4 separate regions of the Homo sapiens genome follow, and regions 2, 3 and 4 are each linked to region 1. Evidence: chromatin contacts called from ENCODE Hi-C data. All regions are on one chromosome and are shown on one strand. The core of a region is the stretch at or near the end of the contact, and the rest is flanking DNA. Distances in the headings are between cores, read along the strand shown.

Region 1 (7,592 bases), core at 2,328-4,827:
AGAGCAGACAGCCTATTTATTCCATTTTGCAAGCTCAGAACAGTCTGACAATTTGTCTGTCAGTTTCAGGATTTATTACCATCAGTCACATTGGAGTTCAAAGTCCTTTCTCCTCTCCTGGGCCACAACTGGATTAGAAACATTTACATTAAACAGGAGGGGAAAAAGTGTAGCTTCTCTGTCCTTCCACTCTACCTCTTAGTCATTGCATTGTCATGCAGCTGCCGTTCAGCAAAATCTAAAGGGAGTAGTCCCCATGGCTTCATTGTCTTTCTGTGGCTGGCAGGATATAACTTTTGAAGTTGGCACAGTTTGATCTCTCACCCAAGCAGAGTCAAATGGCTCTGCCTTGTCATACACTAAATGGTCTGTTGGTGCCCATCTGGGCATCTCACCCACACATACTTCTAGTGTCGCCTCACTACTGAGCAGCATCTCGAAGGGTGCAAACAAGCAGGTGCGTGCTCACAATCACATTCTTGTGTTTATCTAGACCTTAGGGATTCCAAGGGAAAACAAGGCCAAGATGGGGAAGATCTTGTAACTTTCCTACCTGCTCTGTTGTCTGCCACTTAGCAACCACATGAGAAGCAGGTGCCAATTGGTCCCTACATTCAGAAACATCTGCAACCTTTCAGGAAGAAGCACCTTCCCTTTGTTGGGAGACTCCATCAGGGAGGGCAGAGGTTAAAGCCCCAGCAAACTCCCTTTCCAACTCTGTTTCATTCATACCACATCTTCTGATGGGAAAGCATAGTAGGGCAAGGTGAGAGCATTTATTTTAACTGAAAGTAAATAAAATATTTTATCTTTTGTCCTGGCTCTGAGTTTTCTCCACTATAATGCAGCATATCTCACTTAGCCAGCAAGTGGAGAATAAGGAATTCATCAGCAGACTGTAATAAAAACCGTGACATATATATAGTATTGGAATTTACGAATCATGTCTTTTCCTTTTTATTTACTTATTTATTCTTTTATTTTTTATTTTTTATTTTTTTGAAGTGGAGTCTCGCTCTGTTGCCCAGGCTGGAATGCAGTGGCACGATCTCGGCTCACTGCAAGCTCCACCTCCTGGGTTCATGCCATTCTCCTGCCTCAGCCTCCCGAGCAGCTGGGACTACAGGTGCCCACCGCCATGCTCTGCTAATTTTTTTTTTTTTTTTTTTTTTTTTTGGTATTTTTAGTAGAGACGGGGTTTCACCATGTTAGCCAGGATGGTCTCAATCTCCTGACCTTGTGATCTACCCGCCTCGGCCTCCCAAAGTGCTGGGATTACAGGCGTGAGCCACCACACACAGCCTACTTATTTATTTTTAAAGACAGCATCACCCTATGTTGCCCAGGCCGGCCTTAAGCTCCTGGGCTACCTCCCCAGTAACTGGGACTACATGCATGTGCCACCATTCCCGGCTTGTCCTTTTCTCTATCCTACACTCTAAGAACTTAGAAGCAGAGAACTTAACAATTAAACACTTCAAACTAAGTTTTATGTATCTACTTCCCCTCACTTGTATCTCTCCCTGTATCCTATTGCTAAATTAATGATAAAATTATCCACCCAGTTCAGAAGGATTACTCAGGGAGCCTTCCTCATTCTTATCAGCTATATTTGACCGACCATTCAATCCTGCAAACTCCACTTCAGCAATATATCTCTGTCATAAACCCCTCTGTGTCTTTCTACTGGCTTAATTCCAGCCTTTATTGCCTTTTGGTTGAACAACTACAATAAATTCCTAATTGGTCTCCTGGTCCATGGAACCTCTCCCTTCCTACACTGCCACAAGAGCATATATTTCCCAATGATATGACCAGATTCCTCCCCTGCTTCAAAATATTTGACCCCTGTGGAAACAACAATACAAGCCCTTTACTTGAGAAAGGAAAATATGAAATCAGACATTTTTCTTCCAATATGGAGAGAATAAGCTTTAATAGGAATCTTGAAGAAAGCTTGAGTCATTGACTTCAAGATCTTTATTCTGGTACTGTGTTGTAAATCCTTTCTCTTTGCTGATAACAGAAGCTCTAGAAAAAAAGACTATCACTGAAGGAGCCAAACAGAAAACCTATTTGCTAGCTAATAAAATTGGGCATAGATCAAAATAAAAATTAAACTGATCATGCTTGATCTGTTCAGTTTCGTGAGATTTCTCTAGTGTTTTCCTGCCATTTTCAGCGTAAAGAGATAAGAATTGTGTTGCTGCCAGACTCTTTTATTATCCACATAGAAGGCAAGTCTTTATATTTGTCAAGGTTTACATGATTAGGAATCATAAATCACAATTAACTACTGCTTAGGAGATAAAGGTTCATGAATTTTGCATGTTGTTAATCACCTTATCACCCTTTCAGGGTTTTAATCTGCTCTTTCTTCATGGTATTAAGTTATCACATTATATTTTTTCTATGTTCTGTCTCTACCAGAAAGTAAAGCCACAGAGCAAGGACTTTATTTTGTTAAAATAGTGGTAGCACACACGGGTTTAATTCATTTGCTGTTTTTTTGTTTTTGTTTTTTTGGTTTCTTTTTTTTTTGAGACTGAGTCTCCCTCTATCGCCCAGGCTGGAGTGCAGTTGCGGGATCTGGGCTCACTGGAACCTCCGCCTCCTGGGTTCAAGTGATTCTCCTGCCTTAGCTTCCCAAGTAGCTTAGATTACAGGCACCAATCACGCCTGGCAAATTTTTGTATTTTTAGTAGAGACAGGGTTTCCCCACGTTGGCCAGGCTGGTCTCGAACTCCTAACCTCAAGTGATCCACCCGCCGCGGCCTCCCAAAGTACTGGGATTACAGGCTTGAGCCACCACGCCCGGCTGATTCATTTGTATATATTTCTAGAACAGAGCTTGGTACGAAGTTGAGCATTCAGTAAATATCTGTTGAAATAGAGGGAGAGTGAAAAAGAAAGTAACTCTCTCGCGTATTCCACAACTAGCTCTTCACCTATCAAATTACGCGCAATGGAAACATCTTAGTCCTCAGAGCAATCCTGGGTGCAAGGCAGAGGCGGCTGTTATCAGGCCTATTACACAGGTTTAGGGTGAAACTTGAAAATGTGGGCGGGAAAGTCACAAAGCAATGAAAAAACCATCTAGAAAAAATCTTTTCTGGATGTCACCATCTAACATTTGGCATGAGACCCCAGAAACCGGATGACTCGGCTCAGAAGCAGACACATTTGAAAAGATATTTATCTCACGATAAATTAAGGGACAAAAAGGCCTTCAAAAAGGAACGGAATAAACGGAATAATTTTTAACTCTAACATTACTTTCTTTCAATTTTTACATAATTCTTATAGCTGCGGCGAGTGAAACGACTAAAACAAAAGCAAAACAGAGCTCCACTGCCCAAAACAAAGATGGCCGAGACGACTCCCATGCCCACACGCAAAATGGACGCTGACTATGACGTTCCCTGCAACAATCCTCAACTGGCCCCGCCCCACCAATTTGGAACCCCGCCTCCTCAACCCGGAACCCCGCCTCCCCCAGTGTGGCCGCTTTTCCGACAGAGGCCTGCCCGTGATTGGCTGCTCGTACTATTTACGTCCTTTCGATGTTGCGTCATGCAGTGCGCCGGAGGAACTGTGCTCTTTGAGGCCGACGCTAGGGGCCCGGAAGGGAAACTGCGAGGCGAAGGTGACCGGGGACCGAGGTACTGCTCCGGCTGGCCGGCGGGCGCCCGGGATCCCCGGTGGTCCTGACAGCCGCCCTCACGGGACCGCTGGGTGCGGGGGGAAGGGCTGGAAGCAGCGGTGCTGCTGGCTGCGTCAGGGCCGGCCTGCGCGTTGGGGTCGCAGTCCTGTGGGTGACCTGGTGGAGAGGGCGGCGGCACAAGGCCCTGGTCAGGCGGGCAAGGGCTCAGTGTAGCTGTGCTTCTGTCCTCGGGCAACAAGGTGCTGAGTCATCCTTGCGGCGAGGCCGTACAGCCGCTGCGCTGGTAGCGGCACCTGGGGCAGGGGCAGAGGTGTTGTGGGTTGACAGGGAAGTTTGCTGCCGGGTTCTCATCTGAATCTAGCGGGCTGGGTGAACTTTCTCGGGGACCAGGCACCCAAACTCATCAATGCTCACGGAGGCATAAGCCCTTGGATTAGGGTCGGTAGTATTTTCCCCATTTTATAGCAACGACATCTGAGTCTTAGAGATCCACACTCCTCACAAGGTCACTTCTAACCTGTCAGAAGCGGGATTCCCACTCTGGGCTGTTACGCCACATGGAGGTCACTCTGAGCTGGACCTCTTCGGCCCCAACCAGTGGACTGAGTACTGAGGAAGATACAGGACAGCCATAGGTTGAGATGATGTAATGGCACGAAAGTTCCAAAAGCGCTGGGTGTTTTCCCAAAGGCCGGGTGCCGAATTTTAAGACCCTTAATAGTTCAGTTGCAGAGCTCGGAGGACGCTCGGGTATCTTAAAGCAATAGTTCTTAGCTTTTGGAGTGTTCGTTAAAACACACGTTCTTGGTCTTATTCCTAGGGGTAGAATCATTAGGAGCAAAGAAAGACCCAGGAGCCTACATTTTAAGATGCATCCGGGGCACTTTCAAGCAGGTAGTCTAAGGGTCAACGCTGTAGTCTGAACACGGAATCCTTATGTTACAGATGGGGAAATGGGCCCAGAAGTATATCACTTGCCTAGAATTCACTACAAATCATTGGCAGAGATGGGCTGGTAGCCCCAGTTGGTTTACACTCGTCATTTCATTCTGACCTATTGTAGTCACCTCACCTTAGCATTACAGAAACACTGTCTGCTGACTTCTGGTTGACCACCCATCTAGTATAATGTGCCCTGGAGCTAAGATAATCCAGTTTTTAGCATGCTTTTCTTTTGAAGACACCATCGAGGGAGTCTAATGTAAGGGAAACCTGGTTGGTAACTGAGTTTACTTGTTTACTTTGAAAGACTAAATGTCCTTTACGCATTATAGTAGGACATATAGAATAGGTTAACTTAGAATATTTTTATATCTCATGTTGAAGGAAAGTAATATTTGGTATGATTAGCTGAAATTCATATAGTTGGCTTCTTTTAATACCTTTTAGCTTTGTAATGCAGTATAACCTTGAAGAGCTATTCATGTCTTCTTTGGATGACACTATTCCTTTGCCCAAAAGTTATGTAGATTCTTTTAAATTTTCCCACTGGATGCTGGTATAAATCTTAAGCCAAAACTACATTTGTAAAAACCATCACAGACTCTGTAATCACGTCCAGTTATTAACAGCCGTTCTGTGTTACACATAATTTTTGCAGTCATCTATTTTGATTGGTCAAACTGGGACTTAAACCTAGTTTGTTCCTCCATCTTCAGCTGTGTTCTCTGGGATGGGTTTCTTGCATTACAGTGGATGGTTGGGCAAAGAATTCATCGCTGAAAATTAAAAAGGTCGCTTTATTTCCTGTTCTACTAAAAAATAGTTTGTTCCTTGACTCTGACTCTCATATGTCCTTCTCTTAATTGGTTAGTAGGTTGTTTTACTTATGTTTTTTTGGTTGGTTTTGCCTTTTTTTTAAACTAGCATTTCAGATCTGCTCGGTAGACCTGGTGCACCACCACCATGTTGGCTGCAAGGCTGGTGTGTCTCCGGACACTACCTTCTAGGGTTTTCCACCCAGCTTTCACCAAGGCCTCCCCTGTTGTGAAGAATTCCATCACGAAGAATCAATGGCTGTTAACACCTAGCAGGGTAAAGATAATCTGAATGTTTTTATATTGCTTCTTTTTCCATTTGTGCCCTTTCTTTTTGGCAGAGTATGGCTGCTCTGCCTTTAGTGTGTTATACGTCAGTTAGCCCTGATAATATCCCCAATCAGCTCTTTCTCCCCATTAGTTTGTATCATTCTGGTCCCTCCTTATCCCATATGAAATAGAAAATGAGTTTCTGTAACTCTGTCTTCGCTTACAGCTTCTGGAGTTTCTCATTTAGAAAATTTAGAGTACATTGTGAGGGATTGAGAGTTACATAGTGTAACGGAGATCCTGGAGCACATAGTCAGAAGTTTAAGAACCCAGGGATATTACCAGTTGGCCAATAGCTTATTAATAAATTACTAAATATATTATCTCTTATTTAGAGGTTGATAATATCTGTCAGGTTAGAAAGAAACCCATTTTTATAATAGATTTATCTTCTGGCATTCAGATTATAAGGTTTGAAGTGTGAGGTAATGAGGACAATATAAAGAAGCTAGGAGACATTTTCTCTTTTAAATTAACTGTTCCACTGTTGAAAAAGAGCCACAATGGAAGTAGTAGTCTTCCCTCTTCTTGGCTTCATGTTAAGGAAAGATGCTGTTCTTGAGTCCATATCCCAGATGACAAAATATAGCTAATAATGCTTGTAGAATGCATATCTTAAAAATGCTAACAGATTCTCACCCTGGTATTTGGTTAGGATTTAAAATATAACAATTCTAGGTATGTAAATCTATAGTTTGTGAAAGAAACAATTTTTCTGAAATTGAAACTAAGAATAATATAATGAATTACTAACTTCCAAAGGTGGAGCACAGGGAAGGTCTACATTTATTTATTTATTTTTACATTTAGTTTTTTAAGTTGGCTAATAAATTTCCATAGTGAAGTTAGGTATATAGAAAGTACCAAGTTTCTTTAACTAGAGTTTTCTAGTGTAAAGGGATCTTGCATTTTATTTTATTAACGTTCTGTTTTCATGTGGGTGGTACGTGTCTTTGTTTGCATGTGTGTCAGGAATATGCCACCAAAACAAGAATTGGGATCCGGCGTGGGAGAACTGGCCAAGAACTCAAAGAGGCAGCATTGGAACCATCGATGGAAAAAATATTTAAAAGTAGGTGGCTATCTTTAGTTTTTAACCTAGAATCTATGGATATGTTTTAAGAGGTCCATGAACAACTTCCTAAAAATATATGTGTATTTGTGCATTTTCTGGGAAGACCACATTATTATTCTGAGATCTGACGACCCAGAAAAGATTGGTACTTTGCACTGGATTCAGTGGTTATCAATCATATTTCTTCCAGTGGAAATTTTACTTTCCTTTTTTTTAAAGAAAAGGATTATTAATATGCCATGGTCCAAAAGGTATACTCTGTTGAGAAAGTTCATTTTAAGTGTGTAGAATCCTCATTCAAGCATATAATATTTGTGTATGTTTCAGATTAAGAATAAATCACCAACACATAGATGTTAATAAAAGCCTAGCTGTCCAAGAAGAATCCTTTAACTCACTGCTCACATAGGGCCTCAGGAGGGCAGTACTTTAATATATTGCCAGTTTGGTTCAGTTTGGATATCAACTTTGCAAGTTCAGAAACTAGATTGTTAATCATCCTAAAGCTATTCAAAGAATACCACTGCTCCTTAATAATCTTGCAAAATGTCTTTACAGTGGGAGAGAGCCCTAATCAGTATCCTTCAGGTCATTTCTTTCTGATTTGACCCTAGAGACCAAATCATGCAAATTATGTAGTGACAGCCTAGTAATATTCTTAGTAAACGAATTAGACTAAAAGAATAAGATGCCCTTTATGAATACCTCTATTGAGTTAGAGTTGATTAGTTGCCTCTCAGTACCCTAAAACGGGAGCCTCCTCTCA
Region 2 (7,592 bases), core at 1,725-4,224, 3.6 Mb before region 1:
TTTACAGTTTTAGGCTATTAAGACCTGTTACAGTGATATAAAAACATACCAGTGTTGGAGACCTGAGTATAGGGTATCCCAGGCTTTGTGTGGCTGAGCAGGATGACATCCCATCTTTCCTCTCCAGGTCCAGATGGTTTTAGTGTGATAGTTTACAGCTGAGCTTTTCAGACTATGGCTTGCAGGCCAAACCTGGCCTTCCGCCTGTTTTTACACATACAATTTTATTGGAACACAGCCACACCCATTCATTTATGTATTATCTATGGCTGCTTTCCCATTATAACAGCAGAGTTGAGTAATTGCTACGGGGATCATCCAGCACACAAAGCTGAAAATATTTACTATTTGGCCCTTTACAGAAATGCTGACCACTGCCTTAGTATCTTGATTTTCTACCCACTGTTAATCACTGTGAACTGTGCCAAAGTTAGGTTGGGGGGTTCCCTCTCTCCTGGGGGTACTGCCTATCACCTCCCTTGAATGGCTGTGCTCCCTCCGCCTGCCTTCATTTCCAGGGCCTTGACTCAGGTTCCTGGGCGGGGCTCAGTGGGGGTCAACTCTGTTATCTGGCAACACAGAGACAGCTGTGGAAGCTGCCCCTGGAGCCCTCTGCACAGTCCTTCCCCACATTGGGGCCCTCACATGGGTTTGCTGGCTCTGCTGGGAGGGCACATGTGTTGCCTTTTCTCAGAACCACCCTTCCGGCAGGAGGAAAAGCTGGGGTGTGATAGCTATGTGACCCCATGCAAGGCACCTCCTGCTCTGGGCTCTGTTTCCCTCTGTCATAAGGAAGCCGAGCCCTAGCATCCCTTCTGGCTCCCAGACCTTCCGAACTCCCACTGACAAGTGGCTTGGTTCAGGCTTTCAACACAGGACAGATAACTGCAGCTCCTCCCTTGGCCCACTGGGCTCTCAGGCCAGGTTGGGTCTGGGGTCTGCACCCTCTGGTCCTTTTTGGCTTCAAATTCTATTCAATCGTCAGCATTTCAAGTGGCCACAAGCATCTCTGTTGTTTCCTGAATGCCCCAGGCCTGGATTCAGGATTTCTTATTCTGGAGAGTACCAGGACCCTGGGGTTTCCGTCTGGTGTAATTTATAATGGCAAAACTCAGCCAGTGGGAGGTGCATGGGTCCTTGCTGCTTATTTTGCTGATTGACAGACTGAGGCCCAGGAGAGGGATGGCTTCCTCGAGACCCTGACTCTGTGAGTTAGGGACAAAGCTGAGACTCAGTCCTGGCTTCCTCCACTCTCTGCTGTTTTCTTTCCATCATCCTTTCCTACCTCACTTGAAAAGCCTCCAGAAGGCCGTATTTCCCTAAGCTCTGCTTCACTGTTGTCTCCAGAAGCCCAGTAAAACAGGTGCCTCTGGAAAGCACTTGGTCTTAGGACAGAAGCTGGTGCTGGAAGTAATTGGGGGTGGGGTACAGAACACCAGTGTCAAGAGAAGGAGACTCTGTCTTCAGGACAGCAGATGCTTGTGGCATATCCTTGAACGCCCCTCACATCTCTGCTCTGTCTGCCGTGCGGGAGGGCATGGCCACCTTGAGACTGGCTCTGTGCCTGGAGTAAGCATGTCACGTAGGATCTTCCTTCAATCTTTACAACCTTCCTGTGACCTAGGAAAGATAATCCCTGTTTTGTAGAGAACATAGGCTCAGAGAAGGTCTTGGACTCGCATGAGGCCCTGTCACTAGGTAGCTACAAAGCAGAGACTGGACCCAGGGCCGGCTTTGTTCAGGGGAAGAGGCTCTGTGAATGTCAGGCTGAGTCAGCGTGTGGATTGTGCAAGACCCGGAGGCCAGCAGGGCAGAGCCTGAGAGCATCGCCTGCTGCTGGTGATTCGCCTTGATCTTGCTGAGGAAAGGCCTCTGGGGCCTGCAGGAGTTGCCAAGTACTTTTATACACGCTTAAATGAAATCTTGCAAGGAGCCAAGGCCATTAAATCATGGGTGAGAGGCTGCCTTTGACCTGCTTGGAGCTGCATCTTTCTCCTCCAGTTCAGCAGGGCCTGGCCGGGTGTCACTTCCTTTTGTGACTTGATTGTGCTTGGGTAAAGTACCACAAGCTTGCTCGTGTGGTAAGTGGATTTCTTGTGTCTGGACTCTGGCTGGACCAGCCCAGAGTGCCCCAAGAGGACCTCCTGCCTTTCGCAAGGTCATTTGCCTAAGGTGAAAGGTCAATATTTAATCTTCACAGTGACCCACAAAGAGGCCCTGCTGCCTTGTCCACCTGCCCTGGTTGGGACACAGCGTGGTCTCACTGCCTGACAGTGTGGGTCATTTGGCTGTAGAGCTGCACAACCCCAAAGCCCCCCTGTGGAATTCCTACATCCCCGGGCTCTTGTGTGAGTGCCCGTGTGTGGAAGGCAGCTGCTCTGTGGGTGGTAAGATACTGTGTTGCCAGGGTCAGAGGCATCCAGGTTTGGTTCTTAAGTCTGCCACCAGCTAGCCGTGTGACCTTGGGCAAAGGACCAAATTGCTCTACATTTGAGCTTTCCCATGTGAAAAATGAGGGTAATTGAGCCAGAGTTATGGGATATGGAGGGATAGCCTTAGGTCCATTAAGTATTTAATGCAGCGCACAGCTCCCAGGAAAGGGCAGCTATTCACAGTGACCATAGCAGTTTAGGTGCTCGCTGGTCCAGCAGAGGAGGCTGGCCTCTCCTCAAGCTGGGCCGGAGCTGGGCCCCGTTCTTCAGTAGGTAATTCAATTAGGTCATGGGAGGGAGACAAAGAAGGTCACTTGAGGCTGGAGGGCACTCAGCTGAACCCTCACTCCCAGAAGATTGGCAGCCAGGGCTCACAGCAGCCAGGGCTTACCTGGCCTGGCCCCATGGACCATCTGCTGCAGAGTTCCAGGGAAGGGTTCCGTGGGGTGAAGCGGGCCAATGACCCAGTTCATTCATGGGACCGTTATGTGAGCTCTCAGGCAGATCACTTCCCCTGTCTAGTCCTCCCTCAATCTCCTGGTCTCTGAAACCAGGTTTGTTGGTACTCAGAGTTCCTGCCCTGGGCCACTGTTCATTGAACCCATGATCTGACATGTGATCCCCAAGTTCCTGTCTTTCCGGTGTGAGTTAACTTTAGTTCTTCCTTTAAAACAGAATGAAAACAACACAAGGCCTTATTCTTTTTTTTTTTTTTTTTTTTTTTTTTTTTTTTGAGACGAAGTTTTGCTCTTGCTGCCCAGGCTGGAGTGCAATGGCGTGATCTTGGCTCACCGCAACCTCCACCTCCCAGGTTCAAGTGATTCTCTTGCCTCAGCCTCCTGAGTAGCTGGGATTATAGGCATGTGCCACCACGCTCGGCTAATTTTTTATTTTTAGTAGAGATGGGGTTTCTCCATGTTGGTGAGGCCGGTCTCAAACTCTTGACCTCAGGTGATCCGCCTCCCAAAGTGCTGGGCCTCCCAGCACTCGGCCTCCCAAAGTGCCGAGATTTCAGGCATGAGCTACCACGCCTGGCCAAGTCCTTATTCTTAGAGCTGAGAGAAAGAGAACTGCACGCAGTGGTGGGGAGCTGGCTTCCCCAGTAAACACAGAGTCAGCCAGGGCTTTCCCTGGGGGCCTTGAGAAGAACAGCAAGCGAGGGAGGGTGTGGTCTGTGGGCCATATGCAGAGCGGTAAGCGGCCCTACAGCGGCCCTGCATGTGGGGAAGGGGCGATTGGAACAGAGGTGAGCAGGAGCAGGCCTACCTTTGCATGGGCACTGTGCCCCTGAGGGTGGGGATATGAACTGCTCTTGAGGTCGAGGGTCTTTTTTGAGAACTTGTGCAGACCAAAATTCCTTTTGTGAAACCAGTCACCTCTTCCTATTGTATCTATTTAGTCACTATTTAGTCACCTAGGAGAACAAAACAACTAAAACAGCACCTCAGCGTGAATTCACAGAAACCTATTAATATAGATGGAACTGACGCTGTTTTTTTTTTTTTTCTTTTTTTTTGGGAGACCTGGTCTTACTCTGTTACCACCCAGGCTGGAGTGCAGTGGTGCAATCTCACCCTTGACCTCCCAAGTTCAAGCAGTCCTCCCACCTCGGCCTCCCTGGTAGCTGGGAATACAGGCATTTTTTTTTTTACAGCTAATTTTTTTAGAAAACCTTTTTTTTTTTTTTTTTTTTAAGAGATGGGGGTCTTGCTATGTTGCCCAGGCTGGTCTTGAACGCCTGGGCTCAAGCAATCCTCCTGCCTCAGCCTCCCAAATTGCTGTGAGCCACTGTTCTCAGCCTGAGGCTGGTATTAATGTGGGAAACAATACCCTTAGAAGTCAGACTTAGTAGTCAAGGTGAGAGAAGGGGTGAGCTGTGAAGTGCAGTGTGGAGGAGAGAGGGGAGCTCCAGCAGTGGTTTTGTTGAGTGTCCTTAAGGTAGACTTTTCTCACCTGTCCCATGTGGCCCCACAGGATGAGCGGACTGTCATGGAAAGCTGTTAGGCAGGGGCTGGAATGTCTGTTGGGAATGCTGGATGGGGCATCGGCCTCTGGGCTTGTTCTGCTCTGACCATAGGCAAATGCCCCTGTATAGAGCTTGACCCATGCACCTGGGCCAGGCTGAGCTTTTCTTGGCCCACATTTGCTCTGAATGCCTTTGGATTGAATCACACCCAGAAGTGTGCCTGGGGGTAGCTAGAAGGACCCAGGCAAGCACTGTCCTGGTCTTGAATCCTGGGGAGTCACTCATGCCTGCTCTGTGCCTACTGAGGGCCAAGCCCTCCTCGTTGTTGGGCTGCAACTCTGAACAAAACAGGTAACATCTCTGGCCTCAGAAGGGCTTAGCTGGGGAGACACAATAGAGAGACAGCCCCTGTGGTCTGGGATCAGTGCCGCGAAGAAAATCAACAGAGGAGGTCACACATGGAGGATGGGGAGCAGTTCCACTCAGGGTGGTAAAAGGAGGCCTTGAACGCAGTGAGGGAGGAGCCAGGAATGGATATGGAGGAAGAGCATTGCCGGCTGAGGGAACAGTGTCCAGGCTCTGAGGCAGGGGTGATTTTGATGACTTCAAGAAACAAGAATGTCAGGGTGGCCCAGGGAGTGGCGTTGGAGCAGGGAGGTGGGAAGGAGATGCCGTGGGAGATGTGTGTGAAGCCTGGCTGCAGAGGCCCTTGGGGGCCATGGGAGAGACCGTGCATTTTCTTCTAGGTCTGCGTGGGAAGTCACTGCAGAGTTTCGAGGAGGGGAGTTCCCAGCTCTGTATTTTTGAAGGGTCAGTCTTGTTGCTTGGACCAGTGAGGAGCCCCGTGGGATCCAGACTCGAGTGGGTGGAGCCGGGGCAGGTGGGAGCAGAGACACTGGAGGAAAGCTGGTCGAATGCACTGTGTATTTGGAGGCAGAACCAGCAGAGGGTCCTCTGGGTTGAGTGTAGGGCAAAAGAGAAAGAAGGCACCAAGCCTGGGGTCTGGGTTTTCTCTCTTACACTTGCTGGGTGGACGGTGGTGCCACTGAATGAGACGGAGAAGAGTTGGGGGGAGCTCGGTTGGGGTTGGGGGACCAAGGCTGCGTAGTGGGGCACAGTAAGAGTAAAATATCGTTAGCTGTCTTAGGAGGACAAGTAAAGTAGACATTAGGGTATTTGACCGGGGGCATGGCCAGGACTGGACATCTGAGTGTGTCACTCAGCAATGTTTAGATGGTATTTAAGCCTTGTGAATTATGAGATCATCGAGAGGGCTCAGGGCAGGGTGAAGGAGCTAGGACTGTGAGTGAGGCCCACCAGCATCTAGAGGGGTCTGAAGGAGGAGGAGGAGGAAGAGCAGGGAGGAAGGCAGTCAGGGGCATATGCTTGGGGTCCCCGAAGCAGGGTGTGTCAGTGGAATGGTTGGAGGAGGAGAGAATGACCAGCTGTGACCAATGAGGTCAGATACCATGAGGAAAAGTCTTGGCCTCCAGCTTTGGCAAGAGGGAGGCAGGTCCCTGGGGGCCTTGAATAAGATGGGTGGGGATGGAGCCTGCAGGATTCGGCAGGTGGTGACCAGTCACCTTCAGGTTGCTCAGCATGCCAGTGTAAGACACCTGGGGAGGGAAAGGAAGCGGTCATGCATTCTATCAGGAAAACCCTTCCCAGCTAGTCAGTTCAGGGGGAGGACTGAGAAGCGGGAAAAGGGTGTGGTGTGATATGGTAGAAAGGGCTCTACCCCCTTGGCTTGGTGCTGTATCCAGTACTTGAGACGGTATCTGGCACTCGGGATGTACTCCGTGAATATTTGTTGAATGAATGAGTGAGGAGTGAATGAATGAACTGAGACTTGTGATTCAGCCCTTCTCCCCACTGCCTGACATTTTGGTCTTGGCCCTCCCTGGGCCCCAGTGCTCTGCTTTTGTAAAATGGAGGGATTGGTTCTTGGTGGGGGTTCTTTACTTAGTGTTCACAGACCATTGTGGGAGCCAGCAGTGGGAAGCTGTGACCCCTCTAAAATTTCATGCAAAATACTGGGCATGTGTGCATTTTCTGAAAGTGATCTGTGATCCAGAAGAGGTTGGATCACAGATCACTTTCAGGTTGGATGAGACTTCCTGGGGCTTTCCTTGAGCCCTTTCTTTCCATTCTAGCCCCTGGGGCTAGTTACTGAGTAAAATAGGTAGAAGTGGCTCAAGGCTTGAGATCACCGGTAGTCATAGAGAAGCGTGGTCCTGTTATTTATCGTGAGATGGTGATAAATGGCAGTGAAATGCCAGTGTGGTGTAAAGTAGTCACAGAAAAACAGGAGGCAGCTTTATTAACAGAGCCCACGTTGTGTTTTGTTGTATATGGAAAAGCCCTCCCTGGTTCAGGAACCTGTGTGATGTATTTGGGTGGGCGCCTTTCTGTTGTGGTGCACATGGGGTATGGGTTCCTGCAGGTGGGAAGTTGGGGTTGGGGGTGGTGCTCCTCTGGGGCGAGCTCATTGCTTAGAGCAAGCCTATTTTCATTCTCTAGCTAAAAGCCCAGCCTTTCCTGAGCATAGATGCGCCCCCTGCTCATTGTAGTTAACAGTAGGGAGGAGGCTCAGCCCTGGCCAGTGAATGGCCTGGGCCACTGGATAGCTGCTTATCTGTGCCTGGAGTCTATCTCCAGGGCTGGAGAGCTGGGGTGTGTGGCAGAGATGCTGGGCTGTTTCCCCCTGTCCTCACCCTGTGGTGGTGCCTGGTCCTATGCAGTCTCATCCTGTGTTGGGAACCTCTGAGGGGACCTGGGTCAGCCCTCCCAAGGGGTGATGTCTTCGTATACACCAGATAGTGCACTGAAATGAGTTCAGGGTTGCAGAAAGGGGAAGAAGCAGCACAGCCTGATGTCTGTGACCCATAGTCTCTCCAGGGTGGAGTCCGCTCTGAGATCTTTTCCTCTTCCTTCCCTGGGGCATAGGGTCATCTGAGGTTGAAGGAGTTTGTCCAGATATTCAGGAAGGTAGGTTCAGGTTATCTGTCATCTGCGGGGCCTGAGGGGCCATGTGGGATGTGAGCTAGGAGCATGCCCTACCTGGCAGTGTGGACTTTGCTCTGTGAAGCATGTTCACAGTGCTGGTTTCCAACCTAACTTCCTTCTCTCTTTCCTCTGCCCCGCTTAGTTGGCTGGAGTTGTCTTCCTTGGAGTCGGGCTGTGGGCATGGAGCG
Region 3 (7,592 bases), core at 3,611-6,110, 3.6 Mb before region 1:
TTATTTACACTCCTTAGAAAGCAGTGGGGGTGGAACGATTCTTTTTCCTGATGCAGAGATGTAAAACTGGGACATTGCTACACATAATATTTTAAACCTGTCTTCCCTCTTACCAACGAACACATCACTAGCACCATCTATGCCAATACATTTCTCAACATCAATTTCAGTGGCTGTATTACATTTTATCCTACGGATGTGCTCTCATTTATAATCTAAACCACTTTTATTGAACACATCAGTTATTCTGAAATTTTCAGTGTTATGATGGATGTTGCAGTAATTATTCTTATATATGCACAGAACCCCCAGAGGACATGACTACTGAAGGCTGTGCTGGCAGGATCACAGGTAAGGATCTAGCAAATTGTCCCAGCTTCATTGACTGAGCTTTCATCCTTGTTGCACTACTTTGAGCTGCCATTTTGATCATATAATAATGATTTAGTAGAGCTCTTTTTTGGTTCAACCTACCTGTTCTTGTATCAGAACTGAAATGTTTGATTTTATAAATTTGAATAGTGGCACAATATAGAGTTCACTATTCCTCAATATTTTCAAGGCTGTTTCTTATCTGTTCATTCTTTTGGTTAACTTGGGAATTATTTTATCAAGTCTCTCTACTTCCCAATTTCCTTTCACCTTTGGCTCGAAATGATATTCAATGTATACATTAACTTGAGTTACATTTTGCTGCATAATGCTTGAGTTACATTTTGAGTATTACGTGTTACTCATAATACATATTGAGTTACATTTTGCTGCATAATACATTATCCCCAAGTTTAACACCTTAAAGCAGCACATATATATCTCATACCCTTCTGAGGGTCAGGAATCTAGAAGCAGCTTAGCTGGGTGACTGTGGCTCTGGGTCTCTCATGAGGCTGCAGTGAAACTGTTGGCCAGGGCTGGAGGATCCCTTCCAACCTCACTCCATGACTGTTGGTGGGAGGCTTCAGTTCTCCACCTGGTTCTCACAATATAATTTCCCCCAGAGTGAGTTATCAGAGAGAGTGTGCAACCAGTAATCTGTTAGAATATGTCACGTCTGTCATATTTGATTGGTCACTCAGACCAACCCTAATAGATGCGAGAGTGACTATGCAAGGGTGTGAGTTCCAGGAGGAAAGCATCATTGGAACCATCTTGGAGACTGGCTAATACACAGATAAATGGCACATCTGACAATATGGCATCTTTCTGAGTGTCAGTGTGGTGTGTTCCTATATGAACTTAATGCTATTAAACTTAATTAAATTGTAGGTATGCTCTCAGTGAAGATTTTTACTTTTACATTACAGGTTTCCACACTGTTAAATTCATTCCAAGTATTTCATACATGCTGTTCCTATTATGAAAGGATCTTTTTTTTCACATGGCATTTTCTAAGTAGTTGTTGCATTCATATAGGAGATGCTATTGATTTTGACACCCATAATTTTTCAGTGGAGACAAGGCAGAAACTACTCCAGACTCTCACCTGCTGTTGCTGATCCTTACATGGTGGCTGTGCCAGGCTCAGCCGCGCTGAGATGACAGGGCTGTCTGGCCATCATTGGTCATATGGACTTCAGATTTGAAAGGATTTTATGTAGAAGCAGAGTGCCTGATAGGACTCTCCGGGACCCCCATTTCTGCCCTGCTTGGCTCCCACTGGCAAGGCTGGCTCAGTTCCTGTCACCTTCTCCTGGACTTTGGCCAGAGTCCACTGGCTGTTTCCCCTGCCTCCTGCTCTCCCAGTGCCCTCTCCACACCAGTGCCAGAGCTGCTTCTAAGAGATGCCTCAAAGCCCGCTTCCAGCTTAGGAACCCCAGGGAACATGGATGGTTTCTCCATTGCCACTTCCTAGCCTTCCTGGCATAGGAAGGTCTGGTTTGCCTGCAGGTCCCTCTCTGGGGGGGTCCCTGCTCCATAGATGCTGAGGCTCCAGAAGTCTGTTCTTTTATATCACATTTGAAAACCTTTGAAATGCATTATAGTTGAGTCATATGAATTATGTAAGTATATCCTACTCATTGTATAAAACAACACAGAATTGTCTAAAGTGTCATTTTTCTCCGCATTCCAAGAAAAAGCTAAGAAGCAATGCTAAACAATTAGGCGTGTGATCTTCTGTACTTTTCCCTTTGTCTCCACAAAAGTAATCGGACATACAGAATTTTAAAAATGGATTACCCTGGGAAAGGCTCCTCCTCTCCCTCTCCCTCCTCTCCCTCTCCCTCCTCTCCCTCTCCCTCCTCTCCCTCTCCCTCCTCTCCCTCTCCCTCCTCTCCCTCTCCCTCCTCTCCCTCTCCCTCTCCCTCTCCCCACGGTCTCCCTCTCCCTCTCTTTCCACGGTCTCCCCCTGATGCCGAGCCAAAGCTGGACTGTACTGCTGCCATCTCGGCTCACTGCAACCTCCCTGCCTGATTCTCCTGCCTCAGCCTGCCGAGTGCCTGCGATTGCAGGCGCGCGCCGCCACGCCTGACTGGTTTTCGTATTTTTTTGGTGGAGACGGGGTTTCGCTGTGTTGGCCGGGCTGGTCTCCAGCTCCTAACCGCGAGTGATCCGCCAGCCTCAGCCTCCCGAGGTGCCGGGATGGCAGACGGAGTCGTGTTCACTCAGTGCTCAATGGTGCCCAGGCTGGAGTGCAGTGGCGTGATCTCGGCTCGCTACAACCTCCACTTCCCAGCTGCCTGCCTTGGCCCCGCAAAGTGCCGAGATTGCAGCCTCTGCCCGGCCGCCACCCCGTCTGGGAAGTGAGGAGCGTCTCTGCCTGGCCGCCCATCGTCTGGGATGTGAGGAGCCTCTCTGCCTGGCTGCCCAGTCTGGAAAGTGAGGAGCGTCTCTGCCCGGCCGCCATCCCATCTAGGAAGTGAGGAGCGTCTCTGCCAGGCCGCCCATCTTCTGCGATGTGGGGAGCGCCTCTGCCCTGCCGCCCCGTCTGGGATGTGAGGAGCGTCTCTGCCCGGCTGCCCCGTCTGAGAAGTGAGGAGACCCTCTGCCTGGCAACCGCCCCGTCTGAGAAGTGAGGAGCCCCTCCGCCCAGCAGCCACACCCTCTGAGAAGTGAGGAGCCCCTCCGCCCGGCAGCCACTCCGTCTGGGAAGTGAGGAGCGTCTCCGCCTGGCAGCCACCCCGTCTGGGAGGGAGGTGGGGGTCAGCCCCCCGCCCGGCCAGCCGCCCTGTCCAGAAGGGAGGTGGGGGGGTTAGCCCCCCGCCCGGCCAGCCGCCCCATCCAGGAGGGAGGTGGGGGGGGTCATCCCTCTGCCCGGCCAGCTGCCCGTCCGGGAGGGAGGTGGGGGGGTCAGCCCCCCGCCCGGCCAGCCACCCCGTCCGGGAGGTGAGGGGCGCCTCTGCCCGGCCGCCCCTACTGGGAAGTGAGGAGCCCCTCTGCCCGGCCAGCCGCCCCGTCCAGGAAGGATGTGGGGGGGTCAGCCCCGGGCCCGGCCAGCCGCCACATCCGGGAGGTGAGGGGCGCCTCTGCCCGGCCGCCCCTACTGGGAAGAGAGGAGCCCCTCTGCCCGGCCAGCCGCCCCGTCCGGGAGGGAGGCGGGGAGGTCAGCCCCCCGCCCGGCCAGCCGCCCCGTCCAGGAGGGAGGCGGGGGGGTCAGCCCCCCGCCTGGCCAGCTGCCCCGTCCGGGAGGTGAGGGGCGCCTCTGCCTGGCCGCCCCTACTGGGACGTGAGGAGCCCCTCTGCCCGGCCAGCCGCCCCGTCCAGGAGGGAGGTGGGGGGGTCAGCCCCCCACCCGGCCAGCCGCCCCATCCGGGAGGGAGGTGGGGGGGTCAGCCCCCCACCCGGCCAGCCGCCCCATCCGGGAGGGAGGCGGGGAGGTCAGCCCCCCGCCCAGCCAGCCGCCCTGTCCGGGAGGGAGGCGGGGGGGTCAGCCCCCTGCCCGGCCAGCCGCCCCGTCCGGGAGGTGAGGGGCGCCTCTGCCCGGCCGCCCCTACTGGGAAGTGAGGAGCCCCTCTGCCCGGCCACCACCCCGTCTGGGAGGTGTACTCAACAGCTCATTGAGAACGGGCCATGATGACAATGGCGGTTTTGTGGAATAGAAAGGGGGGAAAGGTGGGGAAAAGATTGAGAAATCGGATGGTTGCCATGTCTGTGTAGAAAGAGGTAGACATGGGAGACTTTTCATTTTGTTCTGTACTAAGAAAAATTCTTCTGCCTTGGGATCCTGTTGATCTGTGACCTTACCCCCAACCCTGTGCTCTCTGAAACATGTGCTATGTCCACTCAGGGTTGAATGGATTAAGGGTGGTGCAAGATGTGCTTTGTTAAACAGATGCTTGAAGGCAGCATGCTCATTAAGAGTCATCACCACTCCCTAATCTCAAGTACCCAGGGACACAAACACTGCGGAAGGCTGCAGGGTCCTCTGCCTAGGAAAACCAGAGACCTTTGTTCACTTATCTGCTGACCTTCCCTCCACTATTGTCCTGTGACCCTGCCAAATCCCCCTCTGCGAGAAACACCCAAGAATGATCAATAAAAAAGAAAAAAAATGGATTACCCTGTGCACAGTATTCTGCATGGCGTCTTTTCATTTTATCAACGGTGGCCACTTCCCTCGACGAAACAGTCGACTTCATTGTGACAGGAGTAGAGGTCCATGCTGGGCAACCCACCCCCATGGAGGGACACTCAGGTGGTTTCCAGTCACTTGCACAACATTGTTGCGTGCGTGGGCCTTCCGGGCCCGGAAGAAACTGCGTTCGCGTGCAACATTAAACACCCCACATGGGCTGGTGAAAAATGAAAGCAAAATAAGACCAGTTGAAAGGCGGCAGAAAACCTGTGTGACTACTCCGTGGCTCCCCTGCCTGGTTTCCAGCCGCGGACTCTGCTCTTCGGCGCGACCCCTGCTCCTGGGGTCCTCTGGGGTCCTCTGGGGTCCTCCCGCACACCCAGGCCAGGCACACCCAGGTTGCGAAGCCGAGTGCCTCCCCGTGCGGCCGCCAGGGAGCGCCCCAGGCCTGGCCGAGTCCCCCGCCCTCCACCCCGCCAGGCCCAGGAGAATTGATAGGCGGGCCCCGAAGCACGTCTTCCCGGAAACCGGACTTCACCCGCTCCCGGGCTGCCATCCGCGGCTGGGTGACGCTCACGTCCCCGCGATTCGGTGTCTCTTGGCCTCCTGCCCCGCTGACCTGGGAGTGCCAGGGATCACCCCGCCCCCAGCGAGATCCCCTCTATCGCACAAAATGGGCGCTAGCGGGGGTCATTCTAGTCCGGCTGCCTCACTCTCCCGACGGTCCTCCAGGGTGGCACCATCACCGTTCTCGCCCGCCTCCAGCCGGCCCATTCCTGCTGCTCCCTACAGCGTTGTCCCTGCCCCGTGCCCTCTTGTGGTCGTAGGTATCTGGCGGCCCGGGAAAGACAAAAAGAAGCTGCCCGCAGGAGCCCAGACCCTGGGGGCCTTCCTCCCCTTGTCTCCTCTTTGGACTCGGGGGTCTCCCACCAGCCACGGCGAGGGGGAGAAAGAGAATAGCTGGGCAGAGGCTAGGGAAGACCCCCGGTCTCAGAAACTGAGGGGAGCCAGGACTCCCGGTGGGGGAGTCGGTGCAAGCCCTGAGGTGGGTGGATGGGAGTCCAGGGCCACAGCTCTGCAGCGGACAGGCGAGTCCTGTGGCGGCTCTAGGAAGGTCTGGGCACACTGGGACCAGCTAGCTGGACCTGGGTGGGGAGGGGTGGGGCGTCTGACTCCACTCCTGTGACCTGGACATTGCCTAGCTGAGCAGGAGCTTTGACCCTATGGGCTTACAGCTCATCTGAATCTGCTTAGTCCATCTTCCTGTTGTGTTAACCTTGCAGAGGGGGAAGAATGCCAACTCTCCACCCCTCTTCCATCACTCTTGGGTACCTGATCCACCTTCCACCCTCATGGGCAAGGAAGGGGACAGGAAGGTCACCAATCCAACCAAGCCACAGTGCCAAATCCTGTTGGTTCGTTTGTTTTCCCTTGGTTGGGTTATGTTTTCAAACCATCAACAGATTCATAGTTGCTAGTGGATGTCAAATTTCAAAACGGGGGAGTCCCAATACAGTGACTTGTCCATTAGGAAGCCATAGGCAAGCCACTTACTTTCTCTGAGCTTCAATATCCTTGTCCCAATAAGAAGGCATCTGTGATTTGCTCTGAGCACATATTTAGGGTGAGCTTTCACCCTAAAGATCTCAGCAACGGCAGCTTCTACCCACCTTCACACACCAAAGAGAGGGTGGCTTCCCTCCCAGCAGAAGGCAACATCCCGCCATTCCAGTGTGCTTCTGATCAGGGCACAGAGAAGAGCCAGTTTCATCTTCTTTCTTTTTGGTCAACTCCAGGCATCTGCAACAAACAAGATTAACAACGACCATTAAAACTGGCCCCTGGAGGGTTTATCTGTCAGCCACGCATGGCTGCAGGATCTCATTATATATAGGCCAAAGGGAAAGGATGTCTGCTTCCTTTCTGTCCTGGAATTCCAAGATAAAATCCCCTCCAGTTGTCTCTACTGATTCCATTTTGTTTTCTTTCTTGGCTGTAACACAGATAGGAGGAAAAATCTTTCCTCCCCCAAGGCAGAGTTTTAAACGCATCATCTCAGAATGCCAAATGTTCTGGAAAGGAAGAAAGTTGGCAGCGAAGGAACCCGCAGAGAGAGGGGCTGAGAGGGCTGAGGGGCCCAGCAGCTTCTGGCAGGCTCCTCTGGTCTGTGTTTGAAATTGGCTGAAAAGACATGGAATTTAGTAGGCAAGTCTGCCTCCTTCTCCTCCTCTTATCTGCAGAGGAGAGATCAGTTCCCAGCTGGCCGGGGCAGTGTCATTGATATAGCTGGTGTCATTGTTACCTTCCACTAACAGATCACTCGACACCTACCAGCCCAGGCAGGGCTGGGACTGGGCATTTCCTGGCTGAGCTGGAGGCTTGGGCCCTTCCCATTGTCTCAGAACCCCAGGTGATGCCAAGACATGGGCTCTCCTGGGATGCCGTGCTTGGTGACCCAGGAGAAGGACTAGATTGCTCCTGGTGGTTGCTCCCCCTTGCAGAGTCCCACCTGCCCCTTTGGGTCCTGTTGCCTGGCCTCTTTTGCTGTCCTGGGTAGAGGAGATGAGTTCGTCGCTGGCTGCAAGCTGAGGCCAACTGACAATGCTGCACAGAGAAGGGGCACCGAGAGTGGCCCCGGATTGAGCAGTCCGTAGTGCAGAGCAGCCCCTCGGGCGTTCTGCCTGGCCCTGCTTCCCCTGCTGGCTGCCCTTCTGGTGCGTGCATCCCAGGTGGCATCATGCTGCAGCAGATCCTGCACGACATGTACATCGACCCCGAGCTCCTTGCCGAGCTCAGCGATGTGCAGAAGCACATCCTCTTCTACAAAATGCGGGAGGAGCAGCTGAGGCGCTGGAAGGAGCGGGAGACTTGGGAGGCCCTGGCCCAGGACGAGGGTCTCAGGCCTCCAAAGACCAAGCGAGGTACGTGGCTGGGAGTCACAGAGAGGTAGGCCACCAGTCCCCCAGGAGGTAGAAAAATTAGCAGGGCCAGGCTGTGCCCTTCTTCAAGATGGGCACTGGGGTGATGAGGGCTGGGGGCTTGAAACCCTTGTCTTGTGGGCATCAGGTCCCATGAGCCT
Region 4 (7,592 bases), core at 2,488-4,987, 3.4 Mb after region 1:
GAAAAAGAATGGTGGCAAAATAATTTAATTTTTTAAATATTTCACAGGTAATAAGAGATGAAGCTGGAATCTGAAAACCAGAAAGTCTAACTTCTGAGACCATGTTCTTAGTATTGTATATGCTTACATAGAGAGCCTTGCTGTTTCCCTACAGAATTTAGCTGTTTCCTTTCCTTTATTGTTTCATCCCCAGAAAACTATCTTAGTAACCTCTTTAAAAGTAAAGTAGATGGCTGTTAACTTAAAATACTATATATGACACCATGTAATCTTTTTTTTTCTTTTTGAGATGGAGTTTTACTCTTGTTGCCCAGGCTGGAGTGCAATGGCGTGATCTCAGCTTACTGCAACCTCCACCTCCCAAGTTCAAGCAATTCTCCTGCCTCAGCCTCCCAAGTAGCTGGTATTACAGGCGTCCACCACCACACCCAGCTAATTTTTTTGTACTTTTAGTAGAGATGGGGTTTCAACATGTTGGCCAGGCTGGTCTCGAACTCCTGACCTCAGGTGATCCACGCACCTCAGCTTCCCGAAGTGCTGAGATTACAGGCATGAGCCACTGTGCCTGGCTGACACCATGCAATCTTAAAAGCTGAATGACTATTTTTGAAATCCTATGGATAATCTGGCAAAAATAATTGAGCTTATCCTTTCGTATAGTGGATTGATTAGAAATGAAGTTCTACTCAAGACCCATTAATGTAGGACCATCAAGTTAAACTTTTTTTCTTTTCCACTCTGAAAAAATACAACAGATAATGTTTGCTTCTAAATAAAATTGCAGAACCACTAGCAATTCATTCTCAGTTGGATCTCCAGAGCTGACCATACAAACTTCTACTTGTTTCTCCCATTCCTCTTAGTTGTCAATCCTTTCCCATTACTTTCCCATTTCTCTCAGTTGCAAATCCAAACCATTTTCACATTTCAAGACTTAATTCCTATTCCCCCATCTTTCAAACTTGTCTCCTATGTTACTGTGGAAACTGAGGCCATCAGACTTGAATTCTATGAACTCTCTCCTGCCAGATCTACAAATTTATCCCCATGTTCACCCATCCTTCTAACATTCTCTTAGAAGATAAGGTCTCATCTCCTTCTGGCCCAAATCAAATTCTCTACCTGTGTTTTTGGTTCTGTCCTCTCCCATCTCTGCAAGGACCTTGAACCATTAATTTTCCTTTCTGCCTCTTGTATTGTGTTAGATTTGCCAAATATATTGCTCCCATACCCACAATTTCTTATGAGGGGAGGTGATGTTCCCATGATCTCTGCAAAGGAATAGCCATGTTTCGCACTATGCAAACTTCTCTGTACTACATGATTGGACCAAGTGGGCACCTATGTCAAAGGGCATCCAATTTACAGAGTGCCCAGATAATTCAGACATGGTCTGGCATGAAATGAGGAGCACGGCCTGTGACCTTTTTAAATTTTTTCAAAGGCTGCTTAGTGCTCTAAGAACAAGATATCCATTTTAAGTGAAATGAGTGGATTTTTATTATTAGAAAAGTTATGAAATGATCTTTGATGCATGTGTTGCCTGTGAAAGTCATTCACTTTAATGTTCAGTGGGAGTAAGTGTAATCCATGTAATTGCTAGAAAGCTAGGCATCTTAGCACAGGAATAATCACACTGAACATTAGTAATGATAAAAATATCATTTATAGCGGCCTATCATATGGATTTTAAATACATCATCTCTGTCATGATAATCCCATGATATAGGTTCTAATATTACCAATTTTCAGATAAAAAAAAAAAACTAAGGCCCAGAGAACTTGGGTCACTCAATTAATAAGCAGCAGAGCTAATTAGAGTCTGGGTCCAAAGCTTAAGCACTCTTCGTCTTCTTTATATTTGGCTTTTTCCTAGCCAAAAACATGGAGGCATTGCTTACTTTTACTTTATCATTGTTATCTTGGCATAACATCAAAATAATTAGGAGCTGATATACCTAAGTGTATAAAACAGGATAAAATTAATTGATGAGGAATTAGATAAGGAAAATAAAATCAAACTAGGGGCAAATTTCATGTATAAAAATGTGTACTGTGCCATACATTTTGTAAGTGGAGTCTCTAAAGATTGCTTCATAAGGAAGAAGTGAATAATGACTTTGGGAACACTTGGTAACCCCTAGGACTCAAAAGATTGGGTGTGAGAAGTTATTAGTAAGCATATGTATTAGGCAAAATACAGTGAGATGAACCTGGAACAAATGCTCGCTGAATGCACTTAGAAATATTATCAGGCGACTCAGCCTATAGAGCATACGGGTTAGAATGTCTATTTTAAGAAGGAGCGGATATTTACTAAATGCTAATTTGAGCAAAGTTCTACAAAAATATCACTGACCATGAATATTCAGGCATTGACATGCTACAAAATAGCATATCGAAAAGAACATCTGTTGCCCTAAAGATGGTTTCCTGCACAGAACGTCTCCAAATTTTCAGCATTCATAGGCTGGCCCCGTTTCTTCTTGGTTAACATTTAGAGGCACGCCTAAACTTAGAGGAACACCTCTCTAAACCAAGGAGACACTTAAAGAGAAAAGGAGTAAAGATGGTGATGGGCTTATAAAGAGCAATGTAATAGTGTCTTTGAAGCAAAAGCTAACTTAATGAAAACGTGGTCCCAATTTCCTTAAATCTGGATCACCGTACGACTTCTGTAATACTTATTATTTCCCCAGCTGGCAAATAAACTGGAGTTCAAGTGGGAAAAAACAAGGTATTGTTCAGACTTATGATTTTTGGGGTCAAAGATTCTGAGCAATAACCTATTAAAAAACCCAGCTTTTGATTTGAGTATGTAAGTAAGTACATGGGAGGAACGTATGGATCTGGAGTGGTGGTAAATACAGAGCATGTTTGCTTCGCAAAGCAGATTAGCTCATACTTAATAATAGAGTAAATCTGTTGGGCCATGACTCAATGCACCCAAATTCTCTAGATTGCTATGTCTCTACTCGCTAAGCCTTCGGGAACAACAAGCACAGAACTTTTAGGGTGCTGTCTCACTGATGTCGGCGTTAGCTCTGGTAGTCCAGGTCAAGATTATACCAAAGATTCAGGACTTAAATTCCTGCAGAATGTAAGCCCCTTTCCAAGTTCTCTGCTTTACTGTATCCTGTTTATTTTCAAACTCAAATGGAAAAAAACGAAACAAAAACCTTGGGCTTCAAGAGGCATCCTGCCGCAAGGCCCAGCGATGTGAATTTTCAACAACCGTCTCAGGCAGATTTCATGCTGATGGTTCAGGCACTAAACTTTGAAAAACACAGTATCACAGAGTAGGGATGGTGATGTAAGAGTCATCTGTAAAAGCTGTGCTGTTTTGGCAGCCTGGGAGGCTAAGGTTTAGTCTAGGCGACTAAGGTTTAGTCCGGGCTGTATTCACACCCAAAACAACTAAAAAAGCGGAGGAGTCTTTGAGTCAATCCCTGAAGCTCCGGCTAAGAGGAAACTCGCCCACGCTCCAGGGCAGCGACGCCGGCTCCACCTCAGCCACGGCTGTCTCAAGCTTCTCGGGGTTTTCCGCCGGCTCCACCCGAGCCACAAGTCTACAGGACTCCTCGGAGCTTTCCGCCGGGACGCAAGACCCACCGCCAGAGGTTGGTACCTCCTAGAGAACAGCGAAGCGCATCCCGAGGGCCGCCGGCCGGAAGCGCCCTCCAGACCCGCCCCCTGCCCTCCGGAGCCGGAAGCTGGGCATCTGCAGCTGGCTCGGCGCACTCCACTGACCGTCCCGACGATGCTACGCGCGCCCGGCTGCCTCCTCCGGACCTCCGTAGCGCCTGCCGCGGCCCTGGCTGCGGCGCTGCTCTCGTCGCTTGCGCGCTGCTCTCTTCTAGAGCCGAGGGACCCGGTGGCCTCGTCGCTCAGCCCCTATTTCGGCACCAAGACTCGCTACGAGGATGTCAACCCCGTGCTATTGTCGGGCCCCGAGGCTCCGTGGCGGGACCCTGAGCTGCTGGAGGGGACCTGCACCCCGGTGCAGCTGGTCGCCCTCATTCGCCACGGCACCCGCTACCCCACGGTCAAACAGATCCGCAAGCTGAGGCAGCTGCACGGGTTGCTGCAGGCCCGCGGGTCCAGGGATGGCGGGGCTAGTAGTACCGGCAGCCGCGACCTGGGTGCAGCGCTGGCCGACTGGCCTTTGTGGTACGCGGACTGGATGGACGGGCAGCTAGTAGAGAAGGGACGGCAGGATATGCGACAGCTGGCGCTGCGTCTGGCCTCGCTCTTCCCGGCCCTTTTCAGCCGTGAGAACTACGGCCGCCTGCGGCTCATCACCAGTTCCAAGCACCGCTGCATGGATAGCAGCGCCGCCTTCCTGCAGGGGCTGTGGCAGCACTACCACCCTGGCTTGCCGCCGCCGGACGTCGCAGGTGACCCCCCGGGCGGCCCGTGTGCTGTCCCGGTCCTCCCACCCGCCCTGGATGCTCTCCCGCCTCCCCCAGACCCTGGGCTTTTCCGATGCCCCCCAGTTCTCTTTCCTCTTTTCCCAAGCCATCATCCCTCGGGCTACGTCCTCCCTGTCGAGGGATATTACAGACTTGGCTATCTCTTTTTCCCCTTACACGTATGTTCATTTATTAATTCATCAGGTGTAAATTCAGCACCTTGTACTCGCTGCCTGCTTTAGTAGAGTTGGGGATCCAACAGGAAAGGGGACAGACGAGGTCTCCCGCAATTTTTGCGCTCCCGTTCCCAAACTGAATTGCCCCTTCGAGCGCCAACCCATCCCTTCCCCCTTCCCTGGCGTCTAGTTTCACAATTGGGCGCACGTTTTAAAAAACAGAATCTAGAATTTTCTTCCTCGGGCTTTGCTTCCGATACTAGTTTTTCCTTCTTTCTTTTTTTTTTTTTTTAAACTCATCATCTTTTTCAGATGACAGTTTTAGACCTACACCCTGTTTTAGGAACCTGATCTCAAGCCTTTGTGTCCTCCTTTTTTCTTCTGTTTTGTTCATGTTTTTACTGTAGCGTTCCCATCGTTGTAGCTGTGGTCCGTGGTCACAAGCAGTAACAACTCATTTATTCCATTAATTACACTTTTTCGAAATTTGAGAAATCATCTAGTAAGGCCCCGTTATTTCACAGGTGAAGAACCCGAGCCCAAGAGTATGCCTTCTTAATTGTCTTTCTCTAAGGTCTAGTATCCAAGTCTTCTGTTTTCCTAGAATGGTTCTTTTTCTCTTAGAAAATGTTGTAATAGTTACAAATAATAATGATAGCATACACCTCATGCCTATTGTATGCCAGGTATGCCTCACATTTATTTTACAAAATCCTTACAACCACAATCTGGAGTTGATAGTATTTTCCCCTTATCTCAAAGATGAGGAAATTGATACACGAACACATTAAATAATTTGCCCATTTTCATACAGCTAGCTGTGGACCCAGGAAATCTGATTCAGAGCTTGCTTTCTTAGCCATTATGCTATACTGCCTCCATTTGTCCAATAACATACCTAATAAGAATAAAAACATGTAACATTTTTGTACCACAGAGATGAGCAAGCATTAATAGTTTCTTGATCACTTTTAAGGCCAGAATTGAAGTGAGGATTATTGTTTAGCTTCAAAGCCCAAGTGAAAAATTAGAAGTAGGCTGGTTTGTAATTTCTTCTGTAGCTGTTGAACAGTGAAACCATCTGTAAGGGATTTCTCCACTGATTCTGTGTCATGTTATTGTGGGTAATTCAGTTAGCTGACTTGTGTCTAATTACTTGTTGAACTGTGTTTTTTTTTAAATATATACTTTTTCCATTAGCATGAGTGAAAATTCCTCATAAATCTGTTAAATTAACAGAATGGTGAAAGCAGAACATATTTTAATATAACACAATATCTATAGCGACTTCCTGGAACAAGTGAATTTTTGTTCTCAGATGGCATTGCGAAGACTGGCATTTGACTCTCAGTACAGAGCCAGGGATGAAAATACTACAGTTCAGAATAAGCCCACTCCTGACCGTTTTCAGTGTCAGATAGCAAACCCTTTGCCTAGCCACTTTATTATTCTCTATAGACAATAGTTTTGCCTATTATGTACATCTGGTCTTTTGAGGGAGTCTGCTGAATTAGATTTGTAGTTTTGTAGAAACAGAACAATGCCTTTGTTTTTGTTTAAAGACTAGCAATAATTAGATAGTAACAAGGATAAAATACCCAGATGCACTTGGGAAATTATATTTTAGTGTACACAGAAAAAAGGTGACAAAGTTCGCTTATTTTCCTAGTCAAGATATTTTCTTAAGAATTGCAATCCAGTTGACAAAGTGGGCAGAATTATCCATTTCAAGAGAAACAAACATACATACTGATTTTTTTTGCATACACATCCAAAGCCCAGATAAAACTATATTCAATTTTCTCATATTTTATGTACAAAAATGATATACTTGGTGTTCTTTTCGTGGTAAATTGTTGGAGAAATGATTGAAAAATGTGTGTTTTGAATATGACTGAAAAAAACGTAAAGGGCACACCAGTAGTTGAAGCATGATTATGAATGCTTCTCCAATACATATTTGTTGCCCAATTGGGGGCATAATGTAATTTATTAAATTTTATATAGAAAGTTATCTGGGGCTTCAGTTAAAAGATAAACCAATTCACAGGCCCAGCACAGTGAAGCACAGGAGACCCAAAACATCAGTGCGTTTTGTGCTGCTGTCAGTAGTTTTTGTCCAAAGCAGAATCTTTGTAAAGTAATACAGAGTTGGGAAGGTTAATTGAGAAAATAAAATACTCTGTTTAGACTTTGGCTTAGAGTGAAAAAATAGATTCCATATGTTGAATTCTCTCTCACCTTGTAAGTAGAAACTTTGCTGATTTTTAGTTTGCTTTCTAAAGTTTTCCGTGCCTGACAGAAACAGTACTTATTAATGTATGATGCAATTTCATTGCGTAGCATCTCTACAACACATTTAATCTTCAATCTCTATTTCTTTAGCCTTTTCTAGCTATTCTCATGCGTTACAGCCATTATAAATGGGGAATAATTTTACCCCAAGAGTTTCCTGACCAATATGTGCTTATTTCAGCTGTGCGGATTAGTAAGATGTTAGTGTTCCTTTTTCACACTTAACATTTTCAATAATTTGAAACTGTCATTTATGTCAGTGATTTACAAATACATATAAATTTTTTTCTCTTTCAGATATGGAGTTTGGACCTCCAACAGTTAATGATAAACTAATGAGATTTTTTGATCACTGTGAGAAGTTTTTAACTGAAGTAGAAAAAAATGCTACAGCTCTTTATCACGTGGAAGCCTTCAAAACTGGACCAGAAATGCAGAACATTTTAAAAAAAGTTGCAGCTACTTTGCAAGTGCCAGTAAATGATTTAAATGCAGGTAATATGTCTGTTGTCTTTTATTTGAACTTAACAGTTTAAATAATTTTGAACTGTGAAAATGAAAACATAAGGAAACAGTCTTTTTTAAAGACCCATAATTGATCTACATTAAGAAAATAATATGTTCTGGGTCAAAAAAATTGTATACCTTGTGCTTACTATTTACCATTTTTAGATTCATATTCTTCTTTGAGTGTTATTTAAATTACTGT

Evidence for each region. Hi-C counts contacts between places; a loop is a spot of excess contacts on that map. Pooled maps may share reads with other maps.
Region 2: a pooled map shows a loop between it and region 1 (4-fold over the local background). The contact joins the enhancer-like site here to the promoter of GHITM in region 1. A Hi-C loop is called at or near these places in 3 of 50 pooled maps.
Region 3: a loop to region 1 is called in a pooled map, with 7 times the contacts of the local background. The contact joins the promoter of TSPAN14-AS1 here to the promoter of GHITM in region 1. A Hi-C loop is called at or near these places in 6 of 50 pooled maps.
Region 4: a map of naive thymus-derived CD4-positive, alpha-beta T cell shows a loop between it and region 1 (15-fold over the local background). The contact joins the promoter of MINPP1 here to the promoter of GHITM in region 1. A Hi-C loop is called at or near these places in 2 of 168 maps with a recorded cell type or tissue (chondrocyte and naive thymus-derived CD4-positive, alpha-beta T cell) and 5 of 50 pooled maps.

What each region holds. Positions count from the first base shown.
Region 1 is chr10:84,135,932-84,143,523 of GRCh38, forward strand. GHITM (growth hormone inducible transmembrane protein) reads left to right here and starts at 3,578. Exons shown (of 9, transcript NM_014394.3): 1 at 3,578-3,662; 2 at 5,531-5,698; 3 at 6,724-6,823. The coding sequence starts at 5,570. RefSeq lists enhancers at 2,946-3,515, 3,516-4,085 and a silencer at 3,659-3,858.
Region 2 is chr10:80,497,182-80,504,773 of GRCh38, forward strand. TSPAN14 (tetraspanin 14) reads left to right here. Exons shown (of 9, transcript NM_030927.4): 3 at 7,547-7,592. Among named protein-coding and RNA genes, the nearest start is that of TSPAN14-AS1, 35 kb to the right of the region's middle. RefSeq lists an enhancer at 173-1,136 and a silencer at 2,652-2,946. Within about 2 kb of position 2,975, at least 24 of the 41 ENCODE cell types and tissues checked have a DNase peak (open chromatin) inside an H3K27ac peak, as active enhancers do.
Region 3 is chr10:80,531,082-80,538,673 of GRCh38, forward strand. TSPAN14-AS1 (TSPAN14 antisense RNA 1) reads right to left here and starts at 4,861. Exons shown (of 2, transcript NR_120661.1): 1 at 4,499-4,861. It overlaps SH2D4B (SH2 domain containing 4B), which reads left to right and starts at 6,821. Exons shown (of 8, transcript NM_001388272.1): 1 at 6,821-7,434. The coding sequence starts at 7,251. It overlaps LOC124902471 (a long non-coding RNA gene), which reads left to right. Exons shown (of 2, transcript XR_007062218.1): 1 at 1-351; 2 at 1,305-2,099. RefSeq lists enhancers at 4,529-4,668, 5,119-5,218 and a silencer at 4,859-5,048.
Region 4 is chr10:87,501,156-87,508,747 of GRCh38, forward strand. MINPP1 (multiple inositol-polyphosphate phosphatase 1) reads left to right here and starts at 3,738. Exons shown (of 5, transcript NM_004897.5): 1 at 3,738-4,397; 2 at 7,181-7,378. The coding sequence starts at 3,761. It overlaps MIR4678 (microRNA 4678), which reads left to right and starts at 2,726; the gene lies at 2,726-2,799. It overlaps LOC112268064 (a long non-coding RNA gene), which reads right to left and starts at 3,679. Exons shown (of 2, transcript XR_002957094.2): 1 at 3,180-3,679. RefSeq lists enhancers at 3,708-3,797, 3,958-4,017.